2 separate regions of the Homo sapiens genome follow, and region 1 is linked to region 2. A link is a contact called in ENCODE Hi-C data. All regions are on one chromosome and are shown on one strand. The core of a region is the stretch at or near the end of the contact, and the rest is flanking DNA. Distances in the headings are between cores, read along the strand shown.

Region 1 (3,809 bases), core at 35-2,534, 1.4 Mb before region 2:
CCGGCATGGTGGCTCATGCTTGTAATCTCAGCACTTTGGAAGGTTGAGGTAGGAGGATCACTTGAGGCCACGAGTTTGAGACCAGCCCAGGTCCCATAGTGAGACCCCCATCTCTATAAAAAAATATAAAAATTAGGCAGATGCGGTGGTGCACACCTGTAGCCACACCTACTTGGAGGCTGAGGTGGGAGAATCACTTGAGCCCAGGAGTTCCAGGCTGCAGGGAGCTGTGATTGCACTACTGCATTCCAACCTGGGAAACAGAGCAAGACCCTGTCTCAAAAAGAAAAAAAAATAAGATAAAATAAAATAAATTAAAAAAATAAAAAAGTTTTAGTAGTGATGCATTTATTTAAACGTTCACTAGGAAAACGCTGGTTTTCCAAGTGGAGTCGTGATTTAAAGTTTTCTTTTTAAAAATATGTGCACTAAAAAACGTTAAGGCTGAATTGGCTGGAAGAAAAAAGTAAATAATCCTACAGGTGGTAGGTATGAGGATCTTGCTAAATCCGGAAGGTGATAAGGAGTGAAGTTTGGAAATTTTACATGCTGCCCCTGGGGCAAACCAGTGGATTCAGTAAATATTTGTGGGTTCAGCTCCTTTGCGCAGCTTAACTCTTTCTTCCCCCTTTCCTCCGGTCACTTCCCTCTTCTCATGCCATTGTCACTCGCTGAAGTCTCAGGCCACTCACCAGAAGCCCACCGCGTTCTTCCAATGCGCGCCCTGATGGTCCAACAGAGGGAGCCGGGGCTCCGGGACGGTCTCCTCCCCTGGGAGAGCGAGAAGAGGGCATGACCCCCACCTACTCTCAGGTGCACGACCGCTCCTTGCGTGTCCTCCCGGGGCCGAGTCAGCTCTCATTCCCCTCAGGTGGGCTGCGAGCCAGAGGTGGTCGTTCCATGAGGGTGGGCGGGAATACTCACCCTCGGAATCCGAAAAGCGCCGCCGCGAGCCTGCACAGCCTCCCATCGCATCAAGTTCAGGTCCCCCGAGGGTCCAGGGTCATAGAGTGTCCAAAGGGGGCTCCCACGGGAGGGATGAGGGTCTGCGACAGGTGACAAGGATCAACGCCCGATTGCCGGTCCCAGCTCCGGCTTGTCTAGGGCACTCGCGCCCCGCGATCCATCAAGGAAGCTGGGGGCTCCATCTCGAGCGCCCTACGACCCACCACGCCCCACCCATCGTACTCTCCCCCGCCCCGTCTACAGCAGGGACCCTGAGGCCTGTACCTTTAAGAGCAGCAGAATGTTCTGCACTATGCAGAGGCCGTTTGTCGGATCACGTGACAGCACCCGCGTGTTCCCCCATCACGTGCTCAGAGGTTTTCCCTACTTCCGGGTCCTCTCTGTCTTCGCTTTGGGCCTTCTCGGCTTCGGAGCGTGAAAAAGGGAGGGGCTGGAGAACCCTGGAACCGCAGGTTTTAAACTGGAGCGGGTGGGAGCAGCAAGCAGAGCCGTGACCTTAGATCAGTGGCGCCCAAGACCGAGACAGTAGCCTGCCAGCACCAGTTATGACTGTGGGAGGCTTCAGCTCCTTTCCTTCAGCACTCACTTGCCAGAAACAAATATGGCCACCTGCCTACTCCCTTTTTTTTTTTTTTTTTTTTGAGGCAGGACTGTTTCTGGTTGCGAACAAAGACGACCAGCTTCAGGTCATTCTTATCCCCATCTGTTGACCTTACAAATTGTTTTAGAGACCTAAGTAAACATAACACTCATCTAAAGGGATTTCGTGAATGATCTATTGGCAGTATCCAAGATGTTAAGAGATCCCTATTTCCAAATTATCCTAGAACCAAAAAATATCACAGCACTTCAACCCCTGGTGTTACAGATGAGAAAACCAAGGTACAAATATATATATATATATATATAACAAAATTAGCCGGGCATGGTGGCGCATTCCTGTAGTCACAGGTACCTTGGAAGCTGAGGTGGGAGGATCACTTGTGCCCAGGAGGTTGAAGCTACAGTGAGCTATGATCACGCCACTGCACTCCAGCCTGGGTGACAGAGTGAGATCCTGTCTCAAAAAAAGAAAAAGTAAAAAATAAAATAAAAAAAATATATGTATATGAAAAAAATTGGAAAGTTGCTGACAATCATTCATACAATGTTAGACCTAAAGGTGACCTTAGAGACCTGTATGGTGATAAGAAATAGAGCACCAGAGGCAGGGAGCCATTGGGTTGGCTCCAGGCTGCTGCAGGATTCCTGCCTCCATCAAAGGTGGTGCTTAGACCAGATTTTTTTTTTTTTTTTGACAGGGTTTTGCTCTGTTGCCCAGGCTGGAGTGCAGTGGCAGGATCTTGGTTTGCTGCAACCTTGACCTCCCAGGCTCAGGTGATCCTCCCACCTCAGCCTCCCGAGTAGCTGGGACAGCAGGTGCGCACCACTGTGCCCAGCTAATTTTTGTGTTTTTTGTAGAGACTGGATTTTGCCACGTTGCCCAGGGTGGCCTCAAACTCCTGAGCTCAAGCAATCCACCTGCCTTGGCTTCCCAAAGTGCTAGGACTACAGGCGTGAGCCACTGCACCTGGCCAGACTAAATGATTTTAAGGCCTAAGATTCTGATGCTGTGATTTCATAGAATTGCCCTAATTGGAATAGGAAAGTGGGGCTGGGGAGGGGAGAAGGAGGGTATGGGGAAGAGAAGTAGAGCAAGGTCACTTTATGTAGTTCCAAATAAGGAATCATACCCTTACCTTCTTCTAGGTGGAAAGCGGCATCCTGCATTCTCTTCTTGTCCTTGGCCTCATCTCTGCTATGGGCTGTGCCACCTCTATATGCTCTTTCTCACCACCAGGCCTTCAGAATGCAGTTGGAAATGTGCCCTCTCGTCTGGGTGTGGTGGCTCATGCCTGTCATCCCAGCACTTTGGGAGGCCAAGGTGGGCAGATCACCTGAGGTCAGGAGTTCGAAACCAGCCTGGCTAACATGGTGAAACCCTGTCTCTACTAAAGATACAAAAATTAACCAGGTGTGGTGGCACGCACCTGTAATCCCAGCTACTCGGGAGGCTGAGGCAGGAGAATCACTTGAACCCAGGAGGCAGAGGTTGCAGTGAGCTGAGACTGCGCCACTACACTCCAGCCTGGGTGACAGAGTGAGACTGTCTCAAAAAAAAAAAGAAAAGAAAAGAAAAGAAATGTGCCCTCTCTAGTGTGCCTCCCAGGTCACTCAGCTGATGGAAAATGGAATCCTACTAACGTGCAGGGCTCTAGAAATTCAGCAGCGTTTCATACATGGCATCTGCCATCAAGGAAGTCACAGGAAGGTGGGAGGCAGACACAGATATCCACAATATAAAGTTTAGCCAAGTTCTTTTTTGCAAGCCTAATCATAGGTGAGGGGATGCACCCCAGAGCCACCAATCCGGCCCCTTCCGCCCCTGGGGGAAGCATTAATGACGCCGAAATGTGTCAGAGCTCCCACCAGCCCCCTCTTCACTGCTACTCTTTCTTCCCAGGCAAAACAGGAACCACAAACCCCAGCTTCCTCTTGCAGAGTGGCTGTGGCTTGTAGGGGAGGCAGAAATGGCTGAGGTGCGGATACGAGACCTGAGTCACTTGAGCTGCTGTTGCCACATGTCCCCTCCCTCTCCCCCTCCCCAGTTCTAAGGTCTCCTGCTCCCACTTTGTCCTTTCTGGCCTCTTGCTTGTCCTTTATTTCCAAATGTGCACCTGAGTCCCCTGTGTGATGTACACCCATTTCCCGGGCTGCAGTGGGGGCTACTGTGGGCATCAGGGGCCGTGGGCAGGGCCTGGGGTGGGGACGCATCAGGGAGACAGGGGAAGAGGAAGTGCCTT
Region 2 (3,414 bases), core at 536-3,035:
TGAACTGAGAAAGGCATGAGAGTGGAGGGAACAGGGTAGGAGGAGAGGAAAGCTATGTCTGCAACTCATCAACCCCAGAACCAAGACTCCAGGGCTAGATAGAGACTTGATGCCTCAGGGGAAGCCTTACAGTTGGGTCTGGAGAACAGATTAAAAAATTAGTCAACCCTCCAGAAGCCATCACCCTTCCCTCTCCATCCTCCCTCTAAGCATGCCTTCTGGAACCCCAACTGCTTATGCAGGGCACACAGTAGGCCTCCAGTAAACACCTGTTGAATACACTGTTTTTTGTTTTTTGTTTTTTTTTTTCCGAGACAGAGTCTTGCTCTGTCGCCCAGGCTGGAGTGCAATGGCGCAATCTTGGCTCACTGCAACCTCCGCCTCCCGGGTTCAAGCAATTCTCCTGCCTTAGCCTCCCGAGTAGCTGGGATTACAGGCACGCGTCACCAAGCCCGCTAATTTTTGTATTTTTAGTAGAGACAGGGTTTCACCATGTTGGCCAGGCTGGTCTCGAACTCCTGAACTCGTGATCCACCCACCTCGGCCTCCCAAAGTGCTGGGATTACAGGCGTGAGCCACCGCCCCTGGCCTGAATGGACTTGTATTCAGAGAGACCTCCAGCAGCGCCACCGCCATGTCATGTCTTGCTAATCCACACCTCTCACAAGCAGTGAGTTCTCAAGAGCTAGCTTAAATTCCTTTTGCTACAAAATCAGTCCATTCTTGCTGGGCGCGGCACTTTGGGAGCAAGGCAGGAGGATCGCTTGAGGCTAGGAGCTGGGGACCAATCTGGGCGACACTGCAAGACCCAGTCTCTACAAAAATTTAAAAATTAGCCGGGTGTGGTGGCACGCTCCTGTAGTCCCAGCTAGTCAGGAGGCTGAGGTGGGAGGATTACTTGAGCCCAGAAGATGGGGGCTGCAGTGAGCCATGATCGCGCCACTGCACTCCAGCCTAAGTGACAGAGCGAGACCCTGTCTCAAAAACAAAAAAACAAAACACAAAACAAAAAGCCCCAGGCCATCCTGTTCTGCTTTTTCCAGAGATGGGAATGACAGCCCTCTGACTCTGAGGTCCCGAGGAGGCAGGGGAAGGGAGGAGGGGATTGTTGAACCCCAAGGCTGGCTGAGAGGGGTGTCTGTCACCTTGATTAAGAGCGCGAGCAGCGTGTCCATCGAAAGCGTCCAGCAGGCCGCTGAGCAGGTAGAAGGAGGAGGCCGTGAGGGGGCAGCAGGGCATGAAGTAGAAAGAAATGATGGCGAAGACAATCCGGGCATAACCTTGGAACGGGACGCGGGGAGACAGGGCAGGATCAGGGAGCCCGCCAAGGCCCCTCGCCCTCTCGTTCGGCCCGGGGCCGTGGGCAGCACTCACCGATGAGGTTGGGCACGAACAGGAAGATATTTTCGTCTGGCATCGCGGCGCCTCCCTTGCTGCCCCGGGCCTGCTCTGGAGATGCCAGTGCTGTCCCAGCCCCGCAGCGCGGCCTCAGCCTCCGGCCCGGCGCATCGGCCGCACCACCTGCGCCCTGGACCCCGCCGCCCCAACCTGGCCCCAGATGCTGAAGCCCGCAGCCGTCGGGAGCATGGACCGGCCCCGAGGTGCGCGGGACGCAGGGGGCGCGCGCAGTCCGCCCTTCCTACCCGCAACCTCCCTCGCCTCTGCCAGCCCCGCAGGCGCTCCGGGCCTCCAGCTGCGGTCGCCGCTGCTCCAGCTGCGCGTGGCTTCCGGGAACCTCCTCCTCCGCGCCCGTCGTTGCAAAATTGGAGAGAGGAAAAAGTGGCTTAAAAAAATAGTTGCGGCCCCTTTAAGGCCTGTCGGCTTCCTTTCCCTTTTCCTCCCTCCGCCCCTCTCCCTTGGCTCGTACCAAAGCGCAGAGGAGGAGAGGGAGGAAGGAACCATTAACGTCAAGCAAAGTTAGAAACGGAAAAGGAAAGGGTAAAAGAGAAGACCGAATAAAAATCTCTGCTTTCCTTTTGTGGAGGGTATGACTTCCTGGAGGCAAAGATAAGGCGATAAAATTCCTCCTCCTGAGTCTTTGCGTCCCCAAGAGGCCAGGAGATTTGGTGCAGTCCTCACTTTACTCCCCGCCCCCTAAGTCTCCAGCCGCCTTTGCTCTCGCAGGCTCTAGGCGGCTAGAGAGGCTCCAGAGCGCCCTGCAGATGGGTTGCTTTTCGCGTGCCCCTTGTGATGGGAGGATTAGGTCGCAGGCTCCACCCTACGTCATCCTCCCAAGCTTCTCAAGCGTCTGGCGCTTGGGGTCACTGCCCTCAAGGAGGCACCTGGAGGGGTACGGAGGGGAGGCTGGAGGAGCAAACGGGGCGCGCTAGGAAATTCCTCTGTCTTTAGTTCTAGAACCCCTGATCTCCTAGCAACGAGGCTGCGGAACCTCTGCAGACTCCAAGGGTTTTATAGCGTCCGGTAGCGACACGGAGCCGGCTCCCCCTTTTCCAGCCTTCCTCCCCATCTCCCATTCTCCATCCCCCACGACCTATACCAGAGGTCCTTAGGCCTCCACGTCTCTCCTTTTGCCGAGTAGCCCAAGGTTTCCACCCATCTGCCAGGTCTGGGGCGTCAAGTCGGCTGCCTCGGCTTGGGAAGGTGCTTGGGAGGGAAGAAGGAAGGAGAGGCCCACCAGGCGAAGGGGTGAGGGGTAGGGGGTTGCGGGAGTTCCCTCTCACTCCCGAAGATATAAAGCAACCTTTATTATTATTATTATTTTTTCTTGTGAGAGGGAATGAGGCAGCGGGATGTTTCCTCTAAAGGCCTTGTTTAAACCTGGGCCCGGGGAATGGTGGTGGACTGGGTTCTGGGGGAAAGCGGGCTGGTTTCTCAGGTCAACTCAGGCTTCGACTGTTCCCAGGGGGATGGCGTCCACTCCGATGGGGAATGAGGGGGAGAAGAAGAGCAGCTGGCCATCTCAAGCTGCACCCTCCTTGAGAGGAGGTCCGGTGAGCACTGCAGGGAACCCTAGAGGTGGGAATGTAATGAAGTGAAAGCCTCCCAGGCAGAGGCACCCCGTGCCAGGTCTGAGCCACGGGCCCTGAGACTCTAGCCTCAACCCTGAGTCCTGAAGCCCCGACTCATAGCTCTCAGCACTAGGCCCTGACTCTAAACCCCCACCAAACCCCCCTCCCCCAGGTCCAGAGCTTTCTAGCTAAATCTCAAGGCCCAGTCCTTCAGGAGCAAGCTCCTTGGACCCACAGGCCCCAGCCTGGGAACTCCCACAGCCAGCACTCCCATGTGGGAGCTCCCAGGCTGAACCCCTCCGGCTTTTCCTTTCCCAGGCTTCGTTATCTCGTTCTGAGGAATACCTGTCCCAGATCAGTGCAGAACTCATGGAGGAGGCTTTGTGCACTGCTTGCTGCCACTTGAACCCTGTGCCCATCAAAAAAAAGCAGTCACAAGACCAAG

What was found. Hi-C counts contacts between places; a loop is a spot of excess contacts on that map. Pooled maps may share reads with other maps.
Region 1: a pooled map shows a loop between it and region 2 (16-fold over the local background). The contact joins the promoter of CLN3 here to the promoter of CDIPT in region 2. A Hi-C loop is called at or near these places in 2 of 37 single-sample maps with no recorded cell type and 7 of 50 pooled maps.

The regions. Positions count from the first base shown.
Region 1 is chr16:28,490,790-28,494,598 of GRCh38, forward strand. It overlaps CLN3 (CLN3 lysosomal/endosomal transmembrane protein, battenin), which reads right to left and starts at 1,285. Exons shown (of 16, transcript NM_001042432.2): 1 at 1,231-1,285; 2 at 925-1,046; 3 at 693-771. The coding sequence starts at 970. RefSeq lists enhancers at 1,167-1,956, 1,296-1,495.
Region 2 is chr16:29,861,441-29,864,854 of GRCh38, forward strand. It overlaps CDIPT (CDP-diacylglycerol--inositol 3-phosphatidyltransferase), which reads right to left and starts at 1,786. Exons shown (of 6, transcript NM_006319.5): 1 at 1,375-1,786; 2 at 1,146-1,280. The coding sequence starts at 1,417. It also overlaps the pseudogene CDIPTOSP. RefSeq lists silencers at 1,479-1,788, 1,799-1,858 and an enhancer at 1,907-2,444.